Linked DNA regions of Homo sapiens: region 1 is linked to region 2. A link is an interaction called in ENCODE POLR2A ChIA-PET data of the cell type or tissue named here. Cell type or tissue: OCI-LY7. All regions are shown on one strand. Each heading gives the region's core, and the rest is flanking DNA. Links, peaks and the distances in the headings are about the cores only.

Region 1 (14,965 bases), core at 6,855-9,354, 190 kb before region 2:
AGTTACAGTATTTAAAAAGTAGTGGGAGATATCTTTTTCTTTTTCTTCTTTTTTTTTTTTTTTTTTTAACATGGAGTTTCGCTCTTGCTGCCCAGGCTGGAGTACAATGGCACGATCTCGGCTCACCACAACCTCTGCCTCCTGGGTTCAAGTGATTCTCCTGCCTCAGCCTCCTGAGTAGCTGGGATTACAGGCATGTGCCACCATACCTGGTTAATTTTGTATTTTTAGTAGAGATGGGGTTTCTCCATGTTGGTCAGGCTGGTCTCGAACTCCCGACCTCAGGTGATCTGCCTGCCTCAGCCTCCCAAAGTGCTGGGATTACAGGAGTGAGCCACCAGGCCCGACTGGAGATAGCTTTTTCAATTTTGTGTCAGGTATATAAAACTAAAGGAAAAGGCATTTTTCTGAGATCTCTCAAGTTAAATAAAAATGGCCTCTCAGGTGCTCACTTTCGCAGCACATATACTAAAATTGGAACGATACAGAGAAGATTAGCATGGCCCCTGCGCAGGGATGACATGCAAATTCGTGAAGCGTTCCGTATTTTTTCCTGGCTAACACGGTGAAATCCCGTCTCCACTAAAAATACAAAAAAATTAGCCGGGCATGGTGGCAGGCGCCTGTAGTCCCAGCTACTGGGGAGGCCGAGGCAGGAGAATGGTGTGAACCCGGGAGGCGGAGCTTGCAGTGAGCCGAGATTGTGCCACTGCACTCCAGCCTGGGTGACAGAGCAAGACTCTGTCTCAAACAAACAAACAAATAAAGGCTTCTCAGGTGGACGTTTTACTTTTATTTATTATTTATTTAGAGACGGAGTCTCATTCTATCACCCAGGCTGGAGTGCAGTGGTGCGATCTCGGCTCACTGCAACCTCCACCTCCCAGGTTCAAGGGATTCTCCTGCCTCAGCCTCCTGAGTAGCTGGGACTACAGGCATGTGCCACCATGCCCGGCTAATTTTTGTATTTTTAGTAGAGATGGGGTTTCACCAGGGTGGCCAGGATGGTGTTGATCTCCTGACCTCGTGATCCGCCTGCCTCGGCCTCCCAAAGTGCCGGGATTACAGGCGTGAGCCACCACACCCGGCCACATTTTGTTGCTAAAATATAAAATGTTAATTATTATTTTGGAAAAAGTTAAAATTTCCAGCCTTTGCCTTCTACCTACACAACCTTTTAATAAACTGTTTTTTGTATGTCAATATATAGATTTCTTAAATGCCTATGTCACATTCCACCCATATTTTACTCAGGTCATCACACTATTTCCATAGACACTTCTGTTTTGGGCTAGGTCCATGAGACACAATGCCTGCCTTCTGAAGCTCACAGGCTGATTGGGACCCCACAACCTGACCAGTTTCCACTTAGTGCAATACATGGCAGTAGTGGATCTTGTGCTGGATGCAATGGAAGCTTGCAGGGTGTGGGGTGGCTGGGGATGCAGTCAAGGAAGCCTTTGTGGAGACAAGACATTTTTGCAGTGGATCTTGAAGGACAAGCAAGAAGTCCCAGATGCAGAGGCCAGAGGACTGAGTGGAGAACTGCCAGCAGCAATGTGACTCATTATCAGCCAGCTCCCCTGGTTCTGTGGTTTGTTTCTGCTTTTCCTTTAGAGATGACAGATTCTGTGAACAAGAGCTCCAGCTGTTTATCAGGGGCCCTCCCAGGCCCCAAGTGCCAGGGGCTCCCACTCCCTGCTGGAGAGGCTGTGGGCCCCTGATTAGGGAGACAGCTGAGGCAGGGGACCATGGGCACTGCAGGCGGGAGTACTGGCAGGGCACAGTGAGGGACAGAGGTGGAGACCTGCAGGATGCTGTGTGGGGGAGGGCCAGGGCAAGGGACAGAAACAGACCTTGTCCCTCTGTACTTCCAGGACGTGCCCCTGCCCTCCTCTGCCGGGTGAGATGCTGCTGTATCAAGGCCCCTTCAGACGTCACTCCTCTGTGACTCCACTCATTTATCTAACGTTTCCCCATGGCATCATTCAGAATTAATTTTTCTCCTTTGCCCACTTAGCAGGTCATTATGTTGTAGTTGAGAGTGTGAACTTTGGAATCAAGAATAGTAATAGACTGGTTGTGGTGGCTCACACCTGTAATCCCAGCACTTTGGAAGGCCATGGTGGTTGGATAACTTGAGGTCAGGAGTTCAAGACCAGCCTAGCCAACATGGTAAAACCCTGTCTCTACTAAAAATACAAAAATTAGCCGGGCATGATGGCGGGTGCCTGTAATCCCAGCTACTCGGGAGGCTGAGGTGGGAGATTGCTTGAACCTGGGAGCTGGAGGTTGCAGTGAGCCGAGATGGCGCCAGTGCACTCCAGCCTGGGCAATAACTCCGTCTCAAAAAAAAAAAAAAAAAGTAATAGATAGTAATAGCAGCTAACATTTATCAAGCATTTACCATATGCTAGGCACCGTGTTGAGTGTTGTGAGTCTACTTTCTCACTAATACTTCCCAACTGTCAGTGAGGTAGGAGCTATTATTATCCCATGTTGTAGAGGAGGAAACTGAAGGACAGAGATATTAGTAAACTTGAATTATCACAGCAGAGATTCAAACCCCTGTCTGAATCTCAATTTCCTCATTTATAACACAAAGATGAAAATAATATCTTTTTATGTTGGCCAAAAGATACAAAAATTCAGCTAGATGGGAAGAATAAGTTCAAGAGACGTATCGTACAACATGGTGACTATGGTTAGTAAAAAACATACTGTGGCTGGGCGCAGTGGCTCACGCCTGTAATCCTGGCACTTTGGGAGGCCGAGGCCGGTGGATCACCTGAGGTCAGGAGTTCAAGACCAGCCAGGTCAACATGGTGAAACCTCTTCTCTACTAAAATACAAAAATTGGCTGGGGGTGGTGGCACACAGCTGTAATCCCAGCTACTCAGGAGGCTGAGGCAGAATTTCTTGAACCTGGGAGGCAGAGGCTGCAGTGAGCTGATATCACGCCACTGCACTCCAGCCTGGGCAACAGAGTGAGACTCCATCTCAAAAAATAAATAAATAAATAAAAAATAAATAAAATAAAAACGTATTGTATACGTGAAAACTGCTAAGAGAGCAGTGTTTATGTTCTCACCACGCACACAAAAAAATGTGAGGCAATGCATATGTTAATTAGCTTGATTTAGCCATTCCACAATATATATATATTTCAAAATATCACATTGTACACAATAAATATGTACAATTTTTATTTGTCAATTTAAAAAGACATAACTTTTTTTTTTATTTTTTGAGATGGAGTCTTGCTTTGTTGCCCAGGCCGGAGTGCAGTGGCGTGATCTCCGCTCACTGCAAGCTCCGCCTCCCGGGTTCATGCCATTCTCCTGCCTCAGCCTCCGGAATAGCTGGGACTACAGGTGCATGCCACCATGCCTGGCTAATTTTTTATATTTTTAGTAGAGACGAGATTTCACCGTGTTAGCCAGGATGACCTCCATCTCCTGACCTCGTGATCTGCCCACCTTGGCTTCCCAAAGTGCTGGGATTACAGGCGTGAGCCACTGTGCCTGGCCATAACTTTTTTTTAAAATAAAATATTTTTTTGCAAGGGTAGTTGCAGGACCTGAATGAGGTAATGTATATCAAGCACTTGTCACATAGTCCTCATTCAGCTAATGTCGACTCCCCTGCCTCCTGTTACAGCCCCCACCACTCACTCAGAATCATCAATCCTTGGGTGGCGCTACTTTGAGTTTACATGCATGGCAGAGTGGTTAAGGGTGTCCATTCTGGAGCTGGACTGCCTGGGTTTAAAATCCTGGCCCAGATTCATGCTAGATGTATGACCTTGAGCAAGTTCTTTTAACCTCTTTGAGCCTCAGTTTCTTCATCTAGAATATGAAGATAGAAATGGAAGGATTGTTGTAGGATTAAAATGAATACGTGTGTGTTTGTGCATGTACATGTATATTTGCTATTGATATTGACTAGAAACTTTTTGAGGGCAGGATCAATTTCAGGAAGGTGTCACCTGGGTTCTCACTGCCTTAGTGAAGATATGTATGGCTGAGTGATCCAGATGATGGTATAATAACAAGGATAACAAGTATATATGTTGGAAATACTTGCTTATTATAATAAGAGATTTTGAAAAATATAATGAATAAAATGAAAATGAACCACTACTCAGAAATAATCACTGTTAACATTTTGGTATATTTCCTTCTAGTCTGTCACCCAAGCTGGAGTGCAGTGGCTTGATCATAGCTCAATGAAGCCTCAAACTTCGGGGCTCAGGCCATCCCCCAACCTCAGCCTCCCAGTGCTGGGATTACAGGCATAAGCCACCATGCCCAGCTCCTTCCCATCTTATTTCTATGTAGACAACTATTTTCCTGTAACTGGGATCATGTGCTGTGTTACAGTTTTGTATCCCCCACTGACCTGGTATGTATATAGGATGAGCATTTTCCAATGCCATTAATATATTCTTTGAAATAGAGTTGTTAATGGCATTTTGTTTTGTTTTACTGATTGAAAGACTATACACTAAGGGAGTTAATATATTGTTGCCATTCTGGAGACAGGGAGGCCTTTGTTTTGTTTTGTTTTGTTTTGTTTTGTTTTGTTTTGTTTGAGACAGAGTCTCGCTGTTGCCCAGGCTGGAGTGCAGTGGCGCCATCTCGGCTCACTGCAGGCTCCGCCCCCCGGGGTTCACGCCATTCTCCTGCCTCAGCCCTCCCAGTAGCTGGGACTACAGGCGCCCACCACTTCGCCCGGCTAATTTTTTTTGTATTTTTGGTAGAGACGGGGTTTCACCGTGTTAGCCAGGATGGTCTCGATCTCCTGACCTCGTGATCCACCCGCCTTGGCCTCCCAACGTGCTGGGATTACAGGCATGAGCCACTGCGCCCGGCCTTGTTTGTTTTTTGAGATGGAGTCTCCCTCTGTTGTCAGGCTGGAGTGCAGTGGCACGATCTCGGCTCACTGCAACCTCCGCCTCCCGGGTTCACGCCATTCTCCTGCCTCAGCCTCCCTGGTAGCTGGGACTACAGGCGCACACCACCACGCCCAGCTAATTTTTGTATCTTTCGTGGAAATGGAGTTTTACCATATTAGCCAGGATGATCTCAGTCTCTTGACCTCGTGATCCGCCTGCCTCGGCCTCCCAAAGTGCTGGGATTACAGGTGTGAGCCACCACGCCCGGCCCTGAGTCATTCTTGAATGAATGGCTTGGCGCTGGAAGGGACTGCTGAAATGTAGATTGAGAGAGCCAGAAATTAGATCTCAATAGGCTGAACTAATGATGAAAATTTAACAATATAAAATTCAACAAGAACAAAGTTTATTCTGAAGTTAACAAAAGGATTCTGCAAAGCAATCACCTCAAACCTCTCTTGTTAGAAGACTGGGTGTGAATTACAAATAAATTATAGAAATACAGGATAGGTGAGATGTGGCTTAACAGTTATTTATTTGCTCAACATGTATTTATTGAATGTCTACTATGTGCCAAGACTTGTTTGTTCTAGGTGTTGGGGATTCAGAACAAGCCAACAACCCTGCCCTCCTATAGCTTACATTCTAGCAATATCTAGAGACAGACAATAAGCAAACGAACATACAATGGGATGTCTCATAGTGAAAACTGCTGAGACCAATGGCAGTTAACCATGGTTCACAAGAGAAAACCGTGGTTTAAGTTGGCTCTAAACTCATGAATCAACTGTGTGATTCAATTTTGAAAAAAGCCCAACTCTACCTTAGGCTGTATGAATGGAATGTCCAGCACTTGGGAGATCATGTTCCCTCTGCTATCTGATTATCAAGTTGGATCCTGGGGCACTGCATTTACACTCTAGAGAGACACTGATGAACTGGAACTTATTTAGGAAAGGATGACTAAGATCATTAGGGGTCCCGTATTGCCCCTAAACAGGCAATAGGACCAGGATCAGCGGGTAGAGGCCCCACTACCCAGAAAACAGGACCGGACCAGTGGGTAGAGGCTCCAGGAAGGAAGGTTTCAGCTCAGTAGGTCAAGGAATGTTCTAGTGGTCAGAACTGACCAGGAATGGAACAGGCTGTGAGAGGGGGTGACTTTCCCATCTCCAGAAGTATATAAGAAGAGCCTGGATTCATCTGTGTCAGGATAGCATATAATGAATCTGGTAGAAGCTTGGATCAATTTATATGTGCAGCTCCTTTTAGTTCCAGGTCATACTATGCATGAGAAGAAAAAAGGATTTTCTGTAAAGATCTTGTAATGTACATAATTCCACACTACCCACATTTTAATAGCCAACAACCACCAAGGGCATAAGCAGAATTCCAGCATGTAGAAATCACAAGTTCTCAGAACTCCTTCACTCATCATTTTATTTTATTTATTTATTTATATGAGAGGAGTCTCACTCTGTCTCCCAGGCTGGAGTACAGTGGCACCATCTCTGCTCACTACAACCTCCACCTCCCAGGTTCAAGTGATTCTCCTGCCTCAGCCTCCCGAGAGCTGGGATTACAGCACATACCATCACACCTGGCTAATTTTTTTGTTTTTATTTTTATTTTTATTTTATTGTTGAGATAGAGCTTCTTTCGCCCAGGCTGGAGTGAAGTGGTGTGATCTTGGCTCACTGCAACCTCCACTCCCCGCCCCCATCCCACCCCAGGTTCAAGTGATTCTCCTGCCTCAGCCTCCCAAGTAGCTGGGATTAGAGGCGCCCGCCACCACGCCCAGCTAATATTTGTATTTTTAGTAGAGATGGGGTTTTGCCATATTGGCCAGCCTGGTCTCCAATGTTATGCTTTACAGAAATGAAAACAAAGTCCCAGATCATGGATTATATTCAGTTGTCCTGTCTCCCCAAGTTTTGTTTAACCTGAAATGATTCCTTAGTTTTTGTCTTCCATGACATCAACATTTTTGAAGAGTGGGCAAGGAACTCTTAAGCAAAGTCAAAAAATGAGCTAATGCAGCTGGGCATAGTGGCTCAATGCCTGTAACCCTGTTTGACAGAGCCCATCATGCTCCGAATTTGACAGATGAGGAAATGCAGGCATGGAAAGGCTACCTTGCTCAGGACCTTACCTCGAGATGATCCTGTGACATTTTCCTGGTGTATTTCCTCCTCGATCTGAGTCTTTGCAGGTTTCTGTAGAAGGGAGCTCAGCACCGGTGAGCGCTGTCGTCGGTGGCCTCTTACTCTGAGATTTTCAGGGCTTGGGAGTACCCCTCTCCCTCCACTGCCTCAGTTTACACCCATCTGTTCATGGCTGTATGCATTTGCAGGTGGAGGGCTCAGTACTCTGCATCTTCAATTCTGGGGTGGTGGAGAGGTAGGAGGATTTTGGTCCTTAATGTTCACTGCTTCCTTCCTTCCCACCAGAGCAATTTACTAACCCTTTGTATCTCACACCATGCCTGAGTTTCTCCAGTTAGGGCCCATTATGTCAAATGTATCATCTCCTGCAGACTGTGTCAAAAATACATAATCCCGGACCCCACTCCAGACCTCCTGAATCAAAATCTCTAGTGGAGTGACCAGGGCTTGCCTCTTTAATAAATTCCCAGTTAGTCAGGCTTGGTGGCTCGTGCCTATAATCTCAGCATTTTGGGATGCTGGGGCAGGAGGATTGCTGGAGGCCAGGAGTTTGAGACCAGCCTGGGCAACAAAGTTAGATCCCGTCTCTACAAATAAATTTTTAAAATTAGCCAGGCATGGTGGCCTAGGTACTTGCTGTGGTCCTAGCTACTTGGCAGGCTGAGGCAGGAGAATTGCTTGAGCCCAGGAGTTTGAGGCTGCAGTGAGCTGTGATTGCACCAACATACTCCAGCCTGGGTGACAGAGTGAGATTCTCAGTCAATCAATCAGTCAGTGAAAAATCCATTCATTCATTCATTCATTCATTCATTCATTCATTCACTACCAGTTGTTCTTACAGATTCAAGAATCACTTTTGAAAGCCTTCATTGGATCCTTGTGAAATGACCGATTGACTGCTTGGATGAACTCCTGAAGTGTTTCTATGGAGGACAGACCAAGAGGAAACTTAATATTTCCTCTCAATTTTCCTGTGAAACTAAAACTGTGCTAAAAAACAGTCTATTTAGAAAAAAAGAAGAAGATAGTTGCCTATAGAGGAACTAAAGAATGTTGTGGAATGTTGTAGGGCTTAACCACCCGGAACCTCCTCAGCGCTGATGGCAGTGATGTCACTTTCTGTAGGAGAAGGTGTCTGAGCAGGTCCCAACCTATCTGACTCCTGCTGACCTTGCCGAGGCTCTGAGAGCCTGGGGGTGACAGAAGACAGTTGCTCCACCCCGCAGAGGAGCACAGCTGTTTCCCCAGCCCCTCATTCAGCCACCTGAAATCATTCACAGTTTTCCTGTCAGTTAACCCGGCCCTGCTGCAGTGTGGGAAGGGGCCCCGCTAGATGGGGTGGGGCCGTGCTTCATTTACTGTCGGGCTTGGTGTCTTTCCTTGGGCCTCAGCTGAACAGGTGCAGGCCCAGGCAGCTGGGTGAAATGAGGACATTCTTCCTCTCCCTCCCTCCTCTCCTTCCAACTCCCTCCCCCAACCCAGCCACATGAAGCCACATCCCATTTCCTCCCCCTCATTCAAAAGCTTCACTCCCTACTCTGTCCTCCATGCTGCAGAGGGCAGTGCCCCGGGGCAGGGGACACCGTTAAGGGAAAGTGGAAAGCAGTAGGTTTCCACTGCCCCCCTCCCTTTCTGTTTTATTTGGGGGGCGTGTGAAGAGATGGAAGTGTTGTCATGAGAAGAGAGGGAGGGCTCTCCCAGGTACTACCTAGGTCACTGACTTTGCCTGCAACCTCTAAGCTCACAGAAGAAACCACTTATGAAGTTGATAACCCATCCCCTTCAGGGCTGACTCCTGCTTGTCCTCTAGGAGAATGAACATGGGGGTGCCTGAGGGATGAAGAAATCACACCCAAATCCACATTCTAGAACAAAGGTTCTCCAAGCTTAGCCTGCATTCCTTGGAGGGCCTGTTTGCTGATTGCTTGGAGGGCACTGATTGCTGAGAGATTCTGATTCAGTAGGACTAAGTGGGGCCCAACAATCTGCATTTCTAAGTTGTTGATGCTGCTTCTACTGGTATAGGGACCACACTTTGAGAATCACTATTCTAGGGCTCCCCTTAAGGTTTTTGTTTGTTTATTTTTTTTGAGACAGGGTCTCGCTCTATCACCTAGGCTGGAGTTCAGTGGCACAATCTTGGCCCACTGCAACCTCCACCTCCTGGGTTCAAGCGATCTGCCCACCTTAGCCTCCCGAGTAGCTGGGACTATGGGCGTGTGCCACCACCCCCAGCTAATTTTTTTGTGTGTTTTTGTTTTGTTTTGTTTTGTTTTTTTGTTTTGAAACGGAGTTTCGGTCTTGTTGCCCAGACTGGAGTGGAATGGCGCAATCTTGGCTCACTGCAACCTCCGCCTCCCAGATTCAAGTGATTCTCTTGCCTCAGCCTCCTGAGTAGCTGGGATTACAGGCATCCGCCACCACACCTGGCTAATTTTTGTATTTTTAGTAGAGACAGGGTTTCACCATGTTGGCCAGGCTGGTCTTGAACTCCTGACCTCAGGTGACCCACCAGCCTCGGCCTCCCAAAGCCCTGGGATTACAGGTGTGAGCCACCGCTTCTGGCCCAATTTTTGTATTTTTTGTAAAGACAGGGTTTCACCATGTTGCCCAGGCTGGTCTTGAACTCCTGGGCTCAGGCAATCCAACTGCCTCGGCCCCCCAAAGTGCTGGGGTTATAGGCATGAGCCACCACACCCAGCCTCCCCTTAAGGTTTCTGATAAGTAGGCCTGACCTAGGCACAGTTGAGGGAAGAGCAGTCCACTCAAGGAAGTTGAGCCCCCAGTAGTGACCCTTATCACTCAGGCTCTAATCACAACCCTTCCCCCTTACACTTCTGTATACCTTAGCTACATTTGGATGGGACTCTGGCTTAAGAGAAGAAGGCGGAAAGAAGACCCTCTCTGTCTGCATGTTCCCTATTCCCACGGGCAGCCCCCCTCCAAGCAATACCTCCTTCCATCTTGAACCTTTTGTTTCTAGAGCTCCTTTCCTGCCAATTATAGGGAAAGAGATGCCCCTGTGTTCCCTGAAGTTTACCTTTCAACTATATTCTGTGGAATGTTAGGCAGTGGTGACTTGGGAGGGATCCACCATGATGTAGCATGAAACTGCTCAACTATAGGTAGGAAATGTTCCTGCTTCTGTAAAAACAACCAACCAAAAAACCATAACCGAATATATACATAAGTATTTACATGCACATAGACCCTTTCCAGACCAATCAACAGCAGTCAGCTCTGTTGGGAGATTTCAGCAGGATAGAATATTTCACTCTTTATTTTCTCTAATCCTACATTTTAACAAGCCCATCTTACTTTGTAATTAAAAACCAGCCTATCTTACTTTGTAATTAAAAATGAATGCACTGCAAGTAAAAGAAAATGGTGCAGCTCTGGAAAGCTGCACACTAAGCTGTTGACAATGGGGACTAGGCTGAGGGTTCTGTCACTTTATACATACACACTCTGGACTGTTTGAATTTGTCTCAAGAGGTACTTTTCTTTTTCTTTTTTTTGAGACAGAGTTTCGCTCTTGTTGCCCAGGCTGGAATGCAGCGGCATGATCTCAGCTCACTGCAACCTCTGCCTCCTGGGTTTAAGTGATTCTCTTACCTCAGCCTCCCGAGTAGCTGGGATTACAGGCGCCCGCCCCACCCAGCTAATTTTTGTATTTTTAGTAGGGATGGGGTTTCGCCATGTTGGCCAGGCTGATCTCGAACCCCTGACCTGAGGTGATCTGCCCACCTCGACCTCCCAAAGTGCTGAGATTACAGGTGTGAGCCACCGCGCCTAGCCAAGAGATACTACTATTTTTTATATTAAAAAATAAGGTAGAGCTATAGGCAATAAAGGAAACAGAACAGCCTCCTTTCTTCCTCTCCCCACTTCCCCCAGCCCCCAGCTCCCCCGCCAGCTGCTGTCCCCAGCCTTCACACCCCGCCAGCTGCTCTGCCGGCTCATTTCTTCCTGTCACCGTCAGGTTTCTTCACTGAGTGGCCTTCACCTGCTGTCTCCACTTCTTCAACAGCCACTCTTTTTATTTTAAAGCAACATTATGTGCTTTTGTTTGTGGATCGCCAGCATTCCAAAAAAGAAAGAAAATCCCATAGACTTTAAAGCAGCATCCGTGAGCTGCTCTCGATCCTGTCCAGCCCTTTCTGGCTCTCGCAGCACATGCATGTCCTTTCATAATTGTAATCTGCACAAATGCTATTTTGTGTCCTGAAATTTTTTACGTCACCTAATTTTATAAGCCCGCCTATGTATGGACACAGCATCATTTTTTCTATGAATGGTACTATGGTTGCTTAGCCAGGCCCTGATTGTTAGGCCCTTGGGTAGTTTCCAATTTTTTGCTATTTATTCATTCACCATTTAACCCCCTGCATTTGGGCTCCGCCTCCTGCCAGTCTTTAAAAATTGCCCGTTTAAAGGTCAGTGCTATCAGACTTCCCTCCAATTCTACCAGCCTCTGCTCAGTCCTTGACTAAGCCCTTGTCCTGACTTCAATTGGACTTGGCCTTACTAGCCACCCTCATGGCCATCCACCCGCCCATCTATCAAGCTGTTGGTGAAATTCCAGCCTCCCTTCATTTCCTTTTGTTCTTTTTCTTTCTTTAACCATTTTCAAAAACACAGACCTTTTTACATTTTTGTTGTAAAACAATGAAACAACCAATAAGTGTACAATATAGAAAGTAAAAACATGTTGTTTCAAATGTTAAAATTGACTTATGAAGCATATATACACAAAAGAATATAAGTGCATATATATGTATGTAGGTATATATATACATGTGTGTATGTATATTATGAAGTAGTATAATAAAACTAAACATACCCTGCAACTTGAGAAATATGTCACCAGTTATATAGGAGCTTCCTGTGTTCCCTTTTCTGTGCCATCCCTCTAACAAATCTCATTGAGATACTATGAATTGTGTTCATTTTATCATTCGCCTACTTAATTTTTCTTTTTTTTTTTTTGAGACAGAGTCTTGCTCTGTCACCCAGGCTGGAGTGCAGTGGAGCGATCTCGGCTCACTGCAAGCTCTGCCCCCTGGGTTCACACCATTCTCCTGCCTCAGCCTCCCGAGTAGCTGGGACTACAGGCGCCCGCCACCACGCCCAGCTAATTTTTTGTATTTTTAGTAGAGATGGGGTTTCACCGTGTTAGCCAGGATGGTCTTGATCTCCTGACCTCGTGACCCACCCGCCTCAGCCTCCCAAAGTGCTGGGATTACAGGCATGGGCCACCGCGCCTGGCTGCCTAATTAATTTTAATAATTTGTGGACTTGAAGAGATTCCACGTAGATAGTCATATCATCTATTAATAATGAAGTTGTTTTTTTTCAATTCTATACCTTTCATTTATTTTCCTTTGTTTTGTGTTTTGCTAGAGCCTCCAATTTAATGTCAGCTAGAAGCAAGGACAGCAGGCATCCTTGCCCTACTCCTGAACTTAAAGGATAATGCTTCTAATGGCTTCCCACTCATAATAATGATTGCTGTAGGTTTAGGGTAGATGCTCTTTAATAGATAAAGGAAGTTTCCTTTATTTCTAGTTTGTTGTTAAATCTTTTTTTTTTAAACCTCTAAATCTACCTTAATGTTGTTAAATCTTATCACATGCTTTTTCTACATCTATTGAGATGAGATGATGTGAGTTTTTGTTTTTCATCTATGAGTGTTATAAGTTACATTAATAATAATTATTATTATTATTTTAAGACAGGGTCTTGGTCTGCACTCAGGCTGTAGTGCCACGGTGCAATCATAGCTCACTGTAGCCTTGAGCTCTGGTGCACAAGGAATCCTACCCCCTCAGCCTCCCAAGTAGCTGGGACCACAGGCACACAACACCACACCCTGCTAATTAAAAAAAAATTTTTTGTGTAGAAATGGGGTCTCAGGCTGGGCGCGGTTGCTCATACCCGTAATCCCAACACTTTGGGAGGCTGAGGCGGGTGATCACCTGAGGTCAGGAGTTCGACTAGCCTGGCCAACATGGTGAAACCCCGTCTCTACTAAAAATACAAAAAATTAGCCAGGCATGGTGGCGGGTGCCTGTAATCCCAGCTGCTTGCGAGGCTGAGGCATGAGAATCGCCTGAATCTGGGAGGTGGACATTGCAGTGAGCTGAGATTGCGCCTTTGCACTCCAGCCTGGGCAACGAGCAAAACTCTTATCTCAAAAAAATAAGAAATGGGGCCTCACCATGTTGCCGAGGGTTATCAAAATTCCTAGCTCAAGTGATTCTCCTACCTTGGGCTCCTCAAGTTCTGAGATTACAGGAATGAGCCAATGCAATTGGCCTACATTAATTCTTTTTTTTTTTTTTTTTTTTTTTTTTGAGACAGGGTCTCACTCTGTCTCCCAGGCTGGAGGGCAGTGGCACGATCTCAGCTCATAGCAACCTCCGCCTCCCAGGTTTAAGCGATTCTCATGCCTCGGCCTCCAAGTGGCTAGGACTACAGGCGTGCACCACCACGCCCAACTAATTTTTGTATTTTTAGTAGAGGCAGGGTTTCACCATGCTGCTCAGGCTGGTTTCAAACTCCAGACCTCAAATTATCCACCCGCCCTGGCTTCCCAAAATTCTGGGATTACAGGCCTGAGCCACCACACCTCGCCCCAGTAATTTTTTATGTTAAATTTTCTTTGCATTTCTGGGATAAATCCAATTAGGACATGATACATTATCTTGTTAATACACTGCTGGGTTTGGTTTGCTTATATTTTGAGCAAGGTGTCAGCATATATGCTCATTAGTGACATTAACCTTTAATTTTTCTTTCTCATACTATGTTTGGCTGGTTTGGAATTAAGATTTTACTAACCTCGCTGACTGAGTTGGCAGTATTTCTTTTTTAATACCTATGAAAGTCAACATAAAATTGGAATTGATGCTTTCTTTAATGTTTGATAGAATATTCCTGTAAAACATTCTGAGTCTGTTTTCTTTGTAAGAAGATTTTAAATTACTGATTTAATTTGTGTTTATGACTATAGATAAATAGACCATATGTCCTTGTTTGCTTGGGCTAGTGCCAGGTTATAGCTGTTATCCTGGCATATTTATAAATGGTACTCCCTTTCACTTTAAAAGATATACTGGTTTGGATAATAATAAATAGTTATTCTTTCTTTTTCTTTTTTTTCCTGAAATGGAGTCTCACTCTGTTGCCCAAGAAGGAGTGCAGTGGTGCAGTCTCAGGTCACTGCAACTTCTGCCTCCCGGGTTCAAGCAGTTCTCTGCCTCAGCCTCCGAGTAGCTGGGATTACAGGTGCCCACCACCACACCTGGCTATTTTTTTGTATTTTTAGTAAAGACAGCATTTCACCATCTTGGCCAGGCTGGTCTTGAACTCCTGACCTCGTAATCCACCCGCCTGGGCCTCCCAAAGTGCTGGGATTACAGGCATGAGCCACCATGCCCAGCCATAAATAGAGTTATTCTGTATATATAGGACTATTTAGGTTTTTTCTTTCTTCTTGAGGTAGTTTTTGGTAAATTATGTTTTTCTATAATATCATCTAATTTGTCTGTATCAAATTTATTGGCACTAAGTTGCTTATAGTTTTCTCATCTTTTAACCCTCTGCCATAGATTTAAACATATCACTTTGGACCAGGAACTGTGGCTCACACCTGTAATCCCAGCTACTGGAGAGGCTGAGTGAGGGATGAGAAGCGCTTGAACCTGGGAGGTGGAGGTTGCAGCGAGCCAGGATCCCACCATTGCACTCCAGCCTGGGCTACATAGTGAGACTCTGTCTCAGGAAAAAAAAAAAAAAAATACATACACACACACACACACACACATACATATATATATAACTTTTAAGATCTCTAATGTCATTGATCTGAATCTTCTTTTTATTGATCATATTACCTAAG
Region 2 (14,965 bases), core at 6,385-8,884:
ATGAAATTATAAGATGCGTCATATGATTGTATTAACTGTAAATCTTATGTATGACAAAAGATGCCTTAAACAAAAGACAAATTGCAGACAGAGGATATTTACAACACATCTGACTGCCAGAGGCCTTGTATTCAGAATATATAAAGAACTCCAATCATTTAATATGAAAAATATAAAACAGCCTAATCAAAAAATAGGCAAAGCTTGATCTCTTGGAATATGTAATGCCTATTATTTTGTTTCTGCCAGTATTAAATATGATGTTTCTATTGATAGCACCTTCAAAGCAGCTTAGTTTTTTGAGACAGAGTCTTGCTCTGTCTCCCAGGCTGGAGTGCAGTGGTGCCATCTTGGCTTACTGCAACCTCCGCCTCCCGGGTTCAAGCAATTCTCCTGCCTCAGCCTCCCAAGTAGCTGGGACTACAGGCACATACCACCATGGCTGGCTAATTTTTTTTTTTGTATTTTTAGTAGAGATGGGGTTTCCCCATGTTGGCCAGGTTGGTCTCGATCTCCTGACCTTGTGATCTGCCCGCCTCGGCCTCCCAAAGTGCTGGGATTACAGGTGTGAGCCACCACGCCCAGCCGCAGCTTAGTTCTTATTAGTTTTGGTAAGTTCTTATGTGAGTGGTAGCTTTAGTGGTGATTATATGTTTTGTCAGCTGACAGTAGAGAAAAAATAGCCAATAGATACATGAAAGAATGTTCAATTTTACTTTAGTAATTTAGAAAATGTAAATTTAAAAAATTTTAAATTCTGAGAGTGGTCAATCAAATTTGAGTAAGCCAGCTTTGTAATTCATCTCACAGCTCAGCCATGTACCAGCAGTGCAACCTTGGAGAAGTTTCTTTACTTCTCTGAGCCTGTTTATTTTGTTTAAAATGGGGTTGAAATTATTGCCTCATTAGATTGTTGAGAAAAATAAATGACATATATTAAGTTTCAGAACAGTGCCTGGATGTAGTAAGTGTTCAATAAATGATAGCTGATTTAATTATTTGTAATGCAACTTAATTATCAAAATACCAAAAAGTATCCGGACCCAGGCAAATTTTTTTTTTTTTTTTTTTTTTGGAGACAGAGTCTTGCTGTATTGCCCCTTGCTCTATTGCCCAGGCTGGAGGGTAGTGGTGCGATCTTGGCTCACTGCAACTTCTGCCTTCTGGGTTCAAGCAATTCTCCTACCTCAGCCTCCCGAGTAGCTGGGACTACAGGCGCCCACCACCACTGCTGGCTAATTTTTGTATTTTTAGTAGAGACGGGGTTTCACCATGTTGTCCAGGCTGGTCTCAAACTCCTGACCTCAAGTGATCCATCCGCCTCGGCCTCCCAAAGTCCTGGGATTACAGGCGTGAGCCACTGTGCCCGGCCTGACTATATTCTACTTGGAGAAATCTTAAATAAATGGGGAGTAACCTACCTCTGAAAATGCCAGCTAGCTAGCTTCTTACTCAGAGCCCTCCCAGGTGGCATTACCTTGGTGAAGTCATAACTAGGGTCTAGACCTTATCTCTAAAGGTTCTCAGCCTCAAGTTTGTGAGAATAACGTATGATGCCCAGTTTCTTGGGAACTGACTTATATGATCAACATCATTGGAGTGAAGATTCATTTTCAGTGAGAAATAGAACTGTTAAGCCAACTAGTATTTGAGTTTGGTTGTTATTACATTCTCTCCCTGTAGCCGAGGTATGTGGAAAATCAATTTTGGTTTTCTGTGCAAGGAATCAGTGCAGAGGGAGTCTGCTGGATGGTTTTAGTGACTGTTGGTATCAGGCCCTTATATGATATCAACAGGCTTGAGTAGTTGTATTTTTTAGTTGGGGGACTTGCTGTCTTTAGCTGAAGGAAGAACACTGCCTAACCATTGGTCAGAGGATGCTCGCCTCTTACTGCTGACCTTCAATTTGTGGTCAGGCAGTCCTCCACAGTCCTCCACAGGAGGCTGGCAGTCCTCCACAGTCATATTCTCTTTGGCTCTGTGAGGTTGTATCTGTCACTTTGATTGGGTTTGGGGGGCCCCAGAACTCTGCAGTCACTCAAACCTCAGGGTTTTAGTATTTTTAGCAGATGGATTATTGTGTCCACTGTATTTTTTTTTTTCTAACTTCAACCTCAGAAGATAAAACCTTAATTGCTGTTTTGGAGACATTTTATATCATTGTCATGTGACAATTCCTTATTTCTTGAACCTGCTCAATGACATCATCACCTCAACAGTCCTGCTCCCACCTTCCCATTAAGGAGCAAATCATGTCTGGAACAATTCTATGGCATATTTTCTTTGTCAGCAGACTTATATATGTTGGCTTCTTAGAATTAGTAATGCATTAAATGGTCCCTTAGAGATCTATTGTTTGGTCTCTTGGAATGCGTAATATGTATTATTTTGTATTTTGCTTCTGCCAGTATTAGATAGGATGTTTCTTATTCATAGTTCCTTCAAAGCAGTTTAGTTCTTTTTTTTCTTTCTTTCTTTTGAGATGGGGTCTCACTTGCTCTGTCACCCAGGCTGGAGTGCAGTTGCGCGATCTCAGCTCACTGCAGCCTCTATGCCTCCTGGGCTCAATTGATCTTCCCACCTCAGCCTCCTGAGTAGCTGGGACTACAGGTGCATGCCACCATGCCCAGATAACTTTTTGTATTTTTTGTAGAGATGGGGTTTCACCATTTTGCCCAGGCTGGTCTCGAACTCCTGGACTCAAGTGATCCACCTGCCTCGGTCTCCCAAAGTGCCGGGATTATAGGCATGAGCCACTGCACCTGGCCCAGTTTAGTTCTTATTAGTTCTGTTAAGTTTCTGTGTGAATGGTAGGTATAGTGATGATACATATTTTGATAAGTTAATTGTAGCTAAATTAGGTGGTTTGATGAGACTGTTGTCCTGTCTTCAAACAGGCTATTCTTTATTTACCCTTGGCTATAGGCTGTCTGTGATCACTAACTTAAAAATAATAAACATTCAATGGTAGGCTGTCTTGAGGGAAAAAAGACAAAAATAATTTTAAAATTTACTGAGAAATCAGGCTCACACAACACCTTGTTCATAAACTAAAGGTTATTATTCTAAAGGTTAGTTTAGAATAATTACTTTTCTAGTTATTTGTATCTCTTAAAAACTTAATAAATTACATATATACTTTGTTTTATTATTGAATATTTGCTAAGGATATACCTCACTGATATAATAATTTCATGGGTATGTACAGTGTTCAGCACATTTACCACAGGCAACATAGGAGAGATGCTGGAAAAAATTATGAGGTCAGTGAGACTTATTTTTCGTGTTCTCATATCTTTTTTTTTTTTTCTTTTAAGTGACCTCTCTTGTTGGTGTCCATTACAACCTTAAGGCTCGGAACTTCCTTCTGTGGGATCTCAGGCAATGATTCATGCTTTTCCCTTCCTCTTCAGTTTCTTTCTGTCAACATTTACTTAGGCAGTATCATACGCCTGAGCTCTGCTTTCCATCTCCTGCTACAGTAAATTAACCTGCACTTAGTTATTGGTAGTTGATTGGCTTAGGGTGTTTCCCTTAAAATATTTGCCTTTAATAGGGACTTTGATGTCTTAATTCAAATGGTGAGACTTACTGGCACACCAGGAGGTTGATATTTTAAAACAGGGCAGAGGTAGCTAAGATTTGTGGGACTTAAACTGTAGTAAGTTCATTGCCTGGATATGCACTGGCGCTCTTTTTGTGGTCAGCCTGTTTGATTCTTGTACAAGTTAGGGCCCAGTCCTCTCACCTCTTGTGCCTGCTCACTATAGTTGAGTTCCCAGAAGTACGTCTGCTTTATTCTTGTACAAGAGATGAGGGTTCATGCACAGTCCACGTCTTTGAAATGCCTTCTATGCCTTATTTGAAAGAAGGCCCCCTTTATATTTTTGCCATGCAGCACATTCTCTTGGACCTGTAAGTATTCAATGGGCATACCCCCACGGGAGAGTGAGCTAAGGCTGATTCTGCTTTCTTTAATTTGACTGCATTTTGTGATGCTATGGGCTTGTTCTTGTTTGGGCTTGTTCTTGTTTTTTGTTTTGGAGACAGAGTTTCGCTCTTGTTGCCCAGGCTGGAGTGCAATGGCGCGATCTCGGCTCACCACAACCTCTGCTTCCCAGGTTCAAGCGATTCTCCTTCCTTAGTCTCCCGAGTAGCTGGGATTACAGGCATGTACCACCACGCTAATTTTGTATTTTTTAATAGAGACGGGGTTTCTCCATGTTGGTCAGGCTGGTCTTGAACTCCCGACCTCAGGTGATCTGCCCGCCTCGGCCTCCCAAAGTGCTGAGATTACAGGCATAAGCCACTGTGCCCGGCGATGCTATGTTTTTTTTTTTTAAACATCTAAATTGGACTTTTATTATCCTTGCACTGTGTTGCTATTAAACAATTTTTCAAGATTTAAGAAAATGGATATTAGAAAAACCCTCAAATTTGCTTTAAAAAGATAGTGATTTTTCTTGTTTTTAATATAAAAGTGTCCTCCATTTTCTTGTTTAAGAATAGCTTATTATGAACACCTTATTAGATGAAATTTCCTGGAATAAAATCAAAACTAGAGACTCAGTTACTGTAAGATGCTGAAAACCAGCCTGACTTTAGGCTCTGTGGAGGCAAAAATAACTGGCCTGGGGATGAGTAACAAGGCTGGCCAAGTCAGCCAGTATTTTGATTAGGTTTAACTACTTTCAGAGTACGTGGCTATCTCATTTGAGCCTCCCTCAGAACAGCTCTCTGAAGTGTAGGTATTAGTGCTCTCCAACTTTAGGCAGTAAGAAACTGAGGCTTATAGTGCACCTTTTAAATTTAGAATGGTATGGAGGAGGAGTGCTTCACCATTCAGCCGATTCCCTTCACTGTCCACCCCGCACACACACTCACACACACTCTCTCTCTCCCTCTCTCCCGACCCCCCCACCACCTCCACTGCCCACTTCAGAGAGGTTGGTTGGATATTGAGAGAGATTACCAGTACACTGCAATAATGTTAGGAGCTGTTCCATGAGGGGAAGGAAGATCTCTTGAGAGTTGGGGAAAAGAGAGTCTGCCCACAAATTCACTTCTATGGACAGTTTTTGGTGGTGGCCCCTGGGGAAGAAGACTAGAAATTACCTTGGTACCTTGGTTGATAAGAAATGTCAAATGATTGACATTTGACTGACTGAGGCTCTGCTGTATTGCCACTCTGCAGAGTACAGACTCTTCATAGCCTGCATTTTGCAGTCATCGGCTTATGGAAAAGATGTGAGGAGGGGACTCTTTTTGTAATGGCTAGTGCTACTAACTAGAATTCCTTAGGTACTCTATATACCATAGATACCAGATTGCCTATCTCTAAATCTTACTTCCTAAGGAAAACATAGTAAACCATTTTAGCTCTGTGCTTATCTTCAGTAATCTTGCTGATGCCTCAATTTTTAAGATTACTGAAACACTGAATCTTCTCAGTGCCATGTCCTTTTTTAAAATAGGTAATGTGATTTTTTTCCCCAAAAGGTACAAAGGTTGACCACTGAGTCTCCTTTCCATCTCCATCCCACAAAGCATGTGCTGTCACCAGCTTGTTTATCCTCTTATTTGCATGAGTGTGTATATGTATGCTTGTATGTATATTCATGATATATTATACACATTGTTCTGCCTCTTTGCTTTTTTCACATACTATATTTTGAGTTGTTGTACATATAGCCCTGCCCCTTTTTTAGTTTTTTAAAAATAACTGGTGGTTTCCATGTATGGCTGATTTATAATTCATTTAACCTATCCCCTATTAAAGTACATGAATGATGAATGATCTCTTTGTAGCTTCCAATGTTCTCCTTCTGTATTTATTTAACAAATACTCCTGTGTATTTGACTCCTTTTCTTTGGATATTTGTCATCTTTTCTCTTGAAACCAAGTACTTAAAAGTTGTCTTTTTTTTTTTTGAGATGGAGTCTCACTCTGTCGCCAGGCTTGAGTGCAGTGGTGTGATCTCGGCTCAAGCGATTCTTCTGCCTCAGCCTCCTGAGTAGCTGAGACGACAGGCGCGCGCCACTACGCCCAGCTAAATTTGTATTTTTAGTAGAGATGGGGTTTTACCATGTTGGACAGGATGGTCTTGATTTCTTGACCTCGTGATCCGCCCACGTCGGCCTCCCAAAGTGCTAGGATTACAGGCATGAGCCACCGTGCCTGGCCTAAAAGTTGTCTTCATTCATGCAAAATATGATGGGCCTCCTTCCTGACAGATATGCTTTGGTATGTTGCAGGAGAGGCACAGAACTAAATGGACTGCTGTCGTTTAAGCAGCAGGACATCAGGAAGACGGGTTCCCATTTCTTAGAACAACCACCAAAATAACCGACACCAGCATCTAATCTTGAGGATCCATTTGTAAATTCCAATCAGATTTATTTTCTATTCACAGAAATTGTTCCTTTTTTTCTCTGCAGACAGTTCCTAATGTATATGTGTCTGCCATACAAATGACCATGTGTGGAAAGCCCTCTTCAGCCATGTGGAGAAAATGGGAGGAGGGAGATTCCCAATTTCACTGCTTGAGCTGCAGCTGGGAAAGCAATTCTTGGCTTCTCAAGTTGCAAGTGTGAAATAATTTTCTCAGAGAAAATACTTTTGGTAGTTAACTGTTATAGTGGTAGCACTAGTATTCTATTACTCTACTATACATACATTATGGATTCAATAGGCTTTTTAAACTAGACCAAGTGCTATTTTTCACATTGTTTCTATGACTGAAAACCAACCTGTTGGTTGGTGTTTGTGAATACTGTGCTGGATCTGTGTGGCCAGATTTTGCTTCGTAAAACCAGCGTCATGTAGACTGGGGGTAACCTTTATGTGACTGGGGTCAGAAAAACAAAAATATTGGATTTTTAAATATATAATTTTTGTGCTGCTGTTTGCTGAGACTACAGTGAGACTTATAAATGTATAGGATGAGCTGCTTTCCGTCTGGATAATTGGAGTCCATGAGGAAGGAGCAGAATTGTTAAAAAATCAGGAGTGCAGTGGTGCGATCTCGGCTCACTGCAACCTCCACCTCCCAGGCTCAAGCAATTCTCCTGCCTCAGCCTCCAGAGTAGCTGGGATTACAGGCGCCCACCACCACACCCAACTAAGTTTTGTATTTTTTAAAAGAGATAGGGTTTCACCATGTTAGCCAGGCTGATCCTGAACTCCTGACCTCAAATGATCTACCCACCTCAGCCTCCCAAAGTACTAGGATTACAGGCGTGAGCTACCATGCCCGGCCTCGGACTTTTCTTTCCCAGTAAAGGGGAAGTTTCAGAAAGAGAGAACAACATTTGGCTAAGCAAGGGCATTTCAACAGACTGACTAAAGTGGCTTCATGCCCTCCAAAGACAGAGATAATCAGGAAATTTTGTGGACAAATTGTGGATAAAAATCTGATGAGGTTACTGAAAGAGATTTGGTAGGGTGGTGGGGTTGGGGGCAACTTGAGGCCCAGACAGAAAGGCTGATGCAGGCAATCTCTGTGACTAACACTACTGAGAAAAACTGCACCACTTTGATTTGGTGTGGGGGATCAGGTGGGAGGTGTTTTTCAAAGGGTACATTTCAAAGTAAAACTAGAAATGATGGTAAAAATGAAGAGTATCTCATAACCTATCTAATTTGTGAATAGCTTGTATCTCAAGGTTTTCTCTCACTACTGATATATTGCTTGCTTTTTTTGTCTTTAAAAGTATTTTATTTATTTATTTACTTATTTATTTATTTTGAGACAGGGTCTTGCTCTCTTGCCCAGGCCTGGAGTGCAGTGGCACAATCACAGCTCACTGCAGCCTCAACCTCTCGGGCTCAATCAATCCTCCCATGTCAGTCTCCCGAGTAGCTAGGACTACAGGCACATGCCACTACACCCAGATAATTTTTTGTAGTTTTTGTAGAGATGGGGTCTCACCATATTGTCCAGGCTGGTCTTGAACTCCTGGGCTGAAGTGATCTGCCCGCCTTGGCTTCCCAAAGTGCTGTGATTACAGGTGTGAGCTACCATGCTGGCCTAAAAATATTTTTATGTTATATTTCAAGCATACCCCAAAATAAAGAGAATAGTATAATGAATTCCATGTACCTGTCAACCAGCCTCAACAATTATAGACATTTTGACAATCTTGTTTTTTCTGTCCTTCTACTATTTTTTTTTTCCTGGAGTACTTCAAAGCAAATTCCATATATCAATCATAATATTAATATTTCACCTATAAATATATCAGAGGTATTTCTACATACAAAGATTAAAAATGGAACCACAGCACCATTATCACATCAAATTAATAATTACTTGGTGTCATTTAATACTTAGTCCATGTTCAGTTTCTCTAGTTGTGGACTAAGGGTGGTGGTAGGGAGGGAAGCTGGAAGAAGGGGTTACAAAGGGGCACAAGGTAACTTTTAGGGGTGACTGATGTGTTTATTGTTTTAATTGCAGTGGTTTCACAACTATATCATATATTAAAACTTACCAAATTATAAACTTTAAATATGTGCAGCTCACTGTATGTCAATTATACCTCAATAAAACTTAAAAAAAAAAAAAACTAATGATGTAGCTAGATACAGACAGTATTTTAAAACATTTTTCCCCAGTTATCTCAAAAATATCTTTTTATGGTTGGTTTGTTCAAGTATGGATCTAAATAAGAACCACAGATTGCATTTGATTGCTGTGTCTCTAGGTTTCTGATAATCTGGAGCAAATCCACTCCCACTTGCCTTTGTTTCATGCCATTTATTTGTTAAAGAACCCATATGACTGACTGATCCTGTAGCATTTGCCACATTTCGATTTGGTGATTTGGCTAACTGCAGCCTATGATAGTATGTTCTTGGCTCCTATGTTTCCTATAACCTGGTAGTTAGATCCAAAGGCTTCCTTGGACTCAGGCTCAGTTCTTTTAGCAAGAGTATTTTATAATAGGTAATGCTGCTATGAACCTTTCATGGCATTGAATCAGGGAGGTCTAGTTGCCCTAGTTTCATGCAAAATTGATCAGTAGAGTTAGGTATTGTCAACCTTATCCATCTATTATAACATTTCCTGTCAGTTTTCACCTAATACTTTTAAGAAGCCACTGCCTACATCCCCTATTTTATTAGGAGTAAATTACTCAGATCTGTGTATGTGTTTGAATAATGCTTGACAACTGTACTGAGGTATAATTTTCATAAACCACACATATGTCAAGGGTACAATTCAAGAAAGTCTGACATATATACATATATACACTTTGATATGTATATATGTATGTATTTTTTTAATGATTGCCTGTCTAGCTGCTGTAGAGAACATGGCGTTAGAGAGGCATACTACAGGGATGAACCATGATTCCTTTGGTCAGCTTTTAGAAGGGTAAATCCTGATTCTCTCAGTGGTAGGGATAAAATTTTCCCATGTGGCAGTAGAGAACAGGGAGCCATTAGTTCGGACCTTGTTTTATCACTAGCTTGTCAGGGAGATCATGCTAAAACAAAACAAAATAAAACAAAAGACTTTGAGTGGCTTTTGGGTTTCCCCTTACAGGTTTTATTGTATAGATATTCTAAATACCTGCTTGCAGATATCCACATGCTGTTTGGGGGTTTATTTATCCGAACCCGACCTTGTATCTGGCTCTTCTCCCCACCTGATTTCCTGTTCCATTTCAAAAGCACAAAATCTCAACAAATATTTTAAAAAAAGAAATCTTTTCATTTCTGTACAGACTTTTATCCCCACTTTCCTTTAGGGAGACTCTTAATACTAATGTGGTAATCCCAAGCAGAATGACACACAGGAAGTAGTTTGCATTGTGTAAGTCTCATTGTACATGTGCTGCACTTAATGGAGCTGATCTATGTGCCATTGGATCACATATACAGTATGGCTAAAGACAGAGTATAATGCTTATCTTCAGTAACAGGAAGAGTTAGCAAATGAGATCAGGGGTTCTGTTGCACAGGATAATCCTTTCTTGGCTTAAGAAAAATTCTGGCCTGTGAGTGACATCTTTCTTCCATTGGTTGGAACATTCATGTGTTGGGATTCATAGGGAAGTTGGGTTAGCTGACCAAGGTGCGGACAGAGCTGATTCCCCAGGTTAGTGAGGGAACTGTTATTGAGCAGGGCCTAAGCAGTGGGACAAATTGGGGACAGGATCCTGGGGTGGCTCAAAATGCATGTCATGCTTGTTTAACATCAGCCCTATGAATGGCCTCACCAGGTTGTAGCAAGTAGGCCCCTTTGATCTGGAGGCAGCACAAACTACTAAGCTCTGAAGCTTAATCCTTACCCAGCCAATCTGGTTCTCATCCACTTTTGGCTGCCACTTCTCTGCAGAGAGTCGAGGATAACATTTCTAAGACTGTGCATGTGTGTGTGCGCATGTGTGTGTGTGTGTACACGTGCTCTCCCAGTGTATTCAGAATCCTTGAATTTAATATGACCAGTCTTCTTTTGCCATCTTGCCTCCAGTCAGCTATCCTCCTGGAAAAGGGGTTAGGTTTTAGGTACAGAACTCTTATAGCAAGAATATTAAGTTAATTAATCAAAAAGTCTGATCCCTTCAGGGCCAGCTTGCTTATTAGCTTTGTACCACAGGTGGCATCTCCTTAACACCCATCAGTCATCTTACAGATCTTGATCACCAGGAGATCTGGATGAAACTATATATATAGCTCAGTATAGGATTATCACTGCTACCAAACAAAAAAGTACAAAACATGTTCAGTAGTTTCATCCTGAAAATATCATTAATAGTAGTATACCATAAAGCAGATATTATTATGTGAAAATTCAACCTGAGATTCAAAAGTATGTGTGGGAGTGGCCCGGTGAAGTGGCTCATGCCTGTAATCCCAGTACTTTGGGAGACCTAGGTGGGTGGATCACTTTAGGTCAGGAGTTCGAGACCAGTCTGGCTAACACAGTGAAACCCTGTCTCTACGAAAAATACAAAAATTAGTTGGGCATTGTGGTGCACACCTGTAGTCCCAGCTACTTGGGAGGCTGAGGCAGGAGAATTGCTTGAACCTGCGGGGCAGAGGTTGCAGTGAGCTGAGATAGCGCCACTGCACTCCAGCCTAGATGACACAGCGAGATTCCATCTCAAAAAGAAAAAAGAAAAATGGTGGTGGGCGCCTGTAATCCCAGCTACTCGGGAGGCTGAGGCAGGAGAATCACTTGAACCCAGTGGGTGGAGGTTGCAGTTAGCCAAGATTGCGCCACTTCATTGCAGCCTGGGCGACAGAGCAAGACTCCATCTCAAAAAAAAAAAAAAAAAAAAGAAAGAAAGAAAGGCCGAGCGTGGTGGCTCATGCCTGTAATCCCAGCACTTTGGGAGGCCGAGTCGGGTGGATCATGAGGTCAAGAGATTGAGACCATTCTGGCCAACATGGTGAAACCCAGTCACTACTCAAAATACAAAAATTAGCTGGGCATGGTGGTGTGTGCCTGTAGTCCCAGCTACTCGGGAGGCTGAGGCAGGAGAATCGTTTGAACCCGGGAGGCGGAGGTTGCAGTAAGTGAGATCGCGCCACTGCACTCCAGCCTGGCGACAGAGCAAGACTCTGTCTCAAAAAAAAAAAAAAAAAGCATGCGTGGGAGCCAGGCGTGGTGGCATGTGCCTATAATCCCAGCTACTCGGGGAGCTGAGGCAGGAGGATCACTTGAGCCCAGGAGTTTGAGTCCAGCCTAGGCAGTATAGCGAGATTCTGTCTCTAAAATAATAATAATAATAGCCAGGTGCAGTGGCTCATGCCTGTAATCACAACACTTTGGGAGGGCAAGGTGGGCAGATCACTTCAGTTCAGGAATTTGAGATCAGCCTGGGCAACATGGCAAAACCCCATCTCCACCAAAAATACAAAAAATTAGCTGGGCATGGTGGTGCGCGCCTGTGCTTCCAGCTACTTGGGAGGATCACTTGAGCCCAGGAGGCAAAGGCTGTGGTGAGCTGAGATCATGCCATTGCACTCCAGCCTGGGTGACTGAGTAAGACCCTGTCTCAATTTAAAAAATAAAATAATAATAATAATAATAGAGTGTGGAACTCTGTGTGAGTACACTAAAAATTATCAGGTTTTTACTTTACATGAGTGAATTTTATGGCATGTAAACTACCAATAATTTTTAGTTTTTAAAAAGTATCAAAATATATAATCCTGTATTTAAATGATGCTTAAAGTTTTAGGAAATAGATAAAATTGAGAAGAGAGCTGAGGATGGAGCCTTAAGGAAACCCTAAATTTCAAGGAAGGGAGACCTGAAAACAGAGATGTAATTACAGACACAGGAAGCAAACCAGACAAGAACAGTTGTCTAAAATTCAAGAGAATGTTTGTGCAGTGTTAAGTGTAGAAAAAATGTGGATGGGGACTGAGAAAAGGTTAATGAATTTAGCTATAAGGAAACTGCTAGTGACCTTTGAGAAAACAGTTTCTACAAAAAGGAGGTGTTAAGGAGTGAATTGTGAGGAGGATGAACCTGCACATTACTCTTGCCAGAAGGAGAAAGAATCTAAAAATAGTGTCAAGGATAGTCTAGAGGCAGGGCAAACTTGTCTGTCTGTCTGTGTGTCTCTCTCTCTTTTTAGACAGAAGACACTTGAGAATATTTGTAGCAAGAGGAAGGAAGCAAACAAAAGAGAGCAGAGGATGAAGGTACGGAGGGTATGGAACAAGGCATTTGTGCCACGTCAGGTGTTCTGCCTTTGTCATTTCCCTGCATGGCCACAGGGATAGCCCCTTTCCATGGGCAAACCAGTGTTGTATGCCAGGCCCAGTTCCCTAGATGAACTCTACTCCTTTTTCATTGAAGAAAGCAGATCCTAATGCAAGTGAGCTATTATCATGCTGGCATAACCTTACATCTGCTGTAACCTATGATTAGACACTCATTCTTGAATATCAGCACTTGATTACTGGTGACAAATGAGTGATAGCACACCTCACAAGGGCTCTGGCACACCTAGCATGTCAGGTCTTGTTGACTGTGGCCAAGAGCTGCTGCATAAGTGGACATTCCAGCTCTTGGGTCAGAGAGCTAAGAACACATTTTGTCAGAGCTTCCGAACCCTTCTTAGAGAATTCAGCCTCTCCAGGGGGTCTTTGAACTGCACTATGACTTATAGGTTACCCCTCATCCACCCCCTATTCAGAGACAATGGCACTGATAGGGAAAATGGGAAAATGCAGCAGCCTGTGAGGACACTGCCCATTCAGCAATCTCTTCTCCCACCCACTGTCCCTTAGCAAAGGACTTCTGAACAGTTTCTCTAACCCTACCCTTCTCAGTCTCTGCCCCCCACTCTTTTTTTTTTTTTGAGACGGAGTCTCACTCTGTCGCCCAGGCTGGAGTGCAGTGGCGCAATCTTGGCTCACTGGAAGCTCCGCCTCCCAGGTTCACGCCATTCTCCTGCCTCAGCCTCCCTAGTAGCTGGGACTACAGGTGCCCGCCACTATGCCCAGCTAATTTTTTGTATTTTTTAGTAGAAATGGGGTTTCACCATGTTAGCCAGGATGGTCTCAATCTGCTGACCTCATGATCCTCCCGTCTCGGCCTCCCAAAGTGCTGGGATTACAGGTGTGAGCCACCACGCCCGGCCCCCTTTTTGTTTTTGTTTTGATTTCTAGCTTGATTTTTAAATCTTTTTCTTAACTATATATTGATATTAGATTATGTTTTCCCATACTTCTTGGAAATGCTGGCAGAAAATGAAATTCATTTTTAACATTTATTATTTGTAAATGTGTATTCACTGTGTCTCTTTAAGCAGTCTATGCAGGTTTTGTGGTAGATGTAATTCTAGGTACACTTAGTAAGTTAAAGGGTTAAAATACCCAGCACTGTCGCATATGGCAGTGAGCAGAATCACAGATGTTGATGATACCACGTAATTAGTATTCTTTTATGTAAATGAAGGCTGTCAGCATGTTACCATAGTGTCTACTCTCTGAAGCTGGAATTTATGCCACTTGGTCTCACCAAGACCAAGCAGGATTATTCTACGGTCCTTAGTTAACAACTGAGGAGAAATCAATATGATGAGAGAGCGAGAAGAAATGGAATTCTCTCTAAAGTAGATTTACCCTCTTTTTTTCCCCCTATTTTGTTTTTCTTGATTCCCCTTCAACCCCCAGAAATTTTATTTCTGATGATGTAGTTATATAGTTAAGACCTGCTGAGAAATTTGCTATTTGAGAATAATTGAAATACTCCAATTAAAAGGCATCATATTTTCAAGCTATAGATTTTTTGAAATATTTAGAATCCTAATGTTGTCATCTCTCATATGGAGAGTTTTTTAAAAAATTATATGATAAATCTAGAAGTTTTTCATCAGAACAAAAGATAAATGTTGAAAAGATTTAATTATCTTTTCATTTAATACTTAGTGATATTTATAGAATGCTTTTAAATATTGATTATGGTTCTTAGCTCCAGTTGATTCAGATTTTTAAAATAAAACTACTATGGCAATTAAAAAGGCAAAAGCTGATATTTTGTCAGGTTTACTTTCCTCATATGCAGATCGACCAAGGGTGTGCAGGACATTTATTTAAAGCTGCTGATCTATTTAAAACTTGCTGATGTAGAAGTATTCAGACACATCATGTTCTTTCCCAATTACCTGTAAGTTTATCAGTTTTGGGTACTAGGTGCCTGTCACACTGGATGATGTACATTTTAAGTGGAAATGTTAGAATGATGGCCTTTGAGAATACGAAGGGAAACCTGTACACATCAGAAAAATATAAAATAGAATTCCTCTTTTTGCCAAATGGGTGCTAGGCCCTATTCTGAAATAAAGTGGTCAGAGTATGTGTGAGAGGTGACTTAAACACATCTTCTTTCTTGACCCGAGTATACCTGAGGTGGTATTCTCTTTATTCTCTATTTTGTTTGTTGGTTAAGGTGACTTTTATCTTTTGTGTCACTCTTAGGAGATTTCCATTTCA

What was found. Peaks named below come from ENCODE experiments on the same cell type or tissue, not always from the same donor. Only the 100,000 strongest peaks of a DNase experiment are listed, where the experiment ranks them.
Region 1: POLR2A ChIA-PET joins it to region 2 with 19 read pairs; 5 of 35 experiments call an interaction of 5 or more read pairs at or near these places.

Annotation. Positions count from the first base shown.
Region 1 is chr6:42,003,994-42,018,958 of GRCh38, reverse strand. It overlaps LOC105375059 (a long non-coding RNA gene), which reads right to left. Exons shown (of 5, transcript XR_001744119.2): 2 at 10,103-10,206; 3 at 7,050-7,281; 4 at 5,069-5,210. It also overlaps a transcript of CCND3 not described here and the pseudogene RNU6-761P. Among named protein-coding and RNA genes, the nearest start is that of TAF8, 39 kb to the left of the region's middle. RefSeq lists enhancers at 1,846-1,895, 1,807-2,308, 7,910-8,865, 8,866-9,822, 11,078-11,167. In OCI-LY7, for the core only: a CTCF peak has its summit at 8,680; a DNase peak (open chromatin) is centred at 8,388; H3K4me3 peaks cover 2,125 bases; H3K27ac peaks cover 2,500 bases.
Region 2 is chr6:41,813,785-41,828,749 of GRCh38, reverse strand. All of the region lies in intron 3 of USP49 (ubiquitin specific peptidase 49), which reads left to right. Among named protein-coding and RNA genes, the nearest start is that of TOMM6, 34 kb to the right of the region's middle. In OCI-LY7, for the core only: no CTCF peak of the experiment used is centred there; no DNase peak of the experiment used is centred there.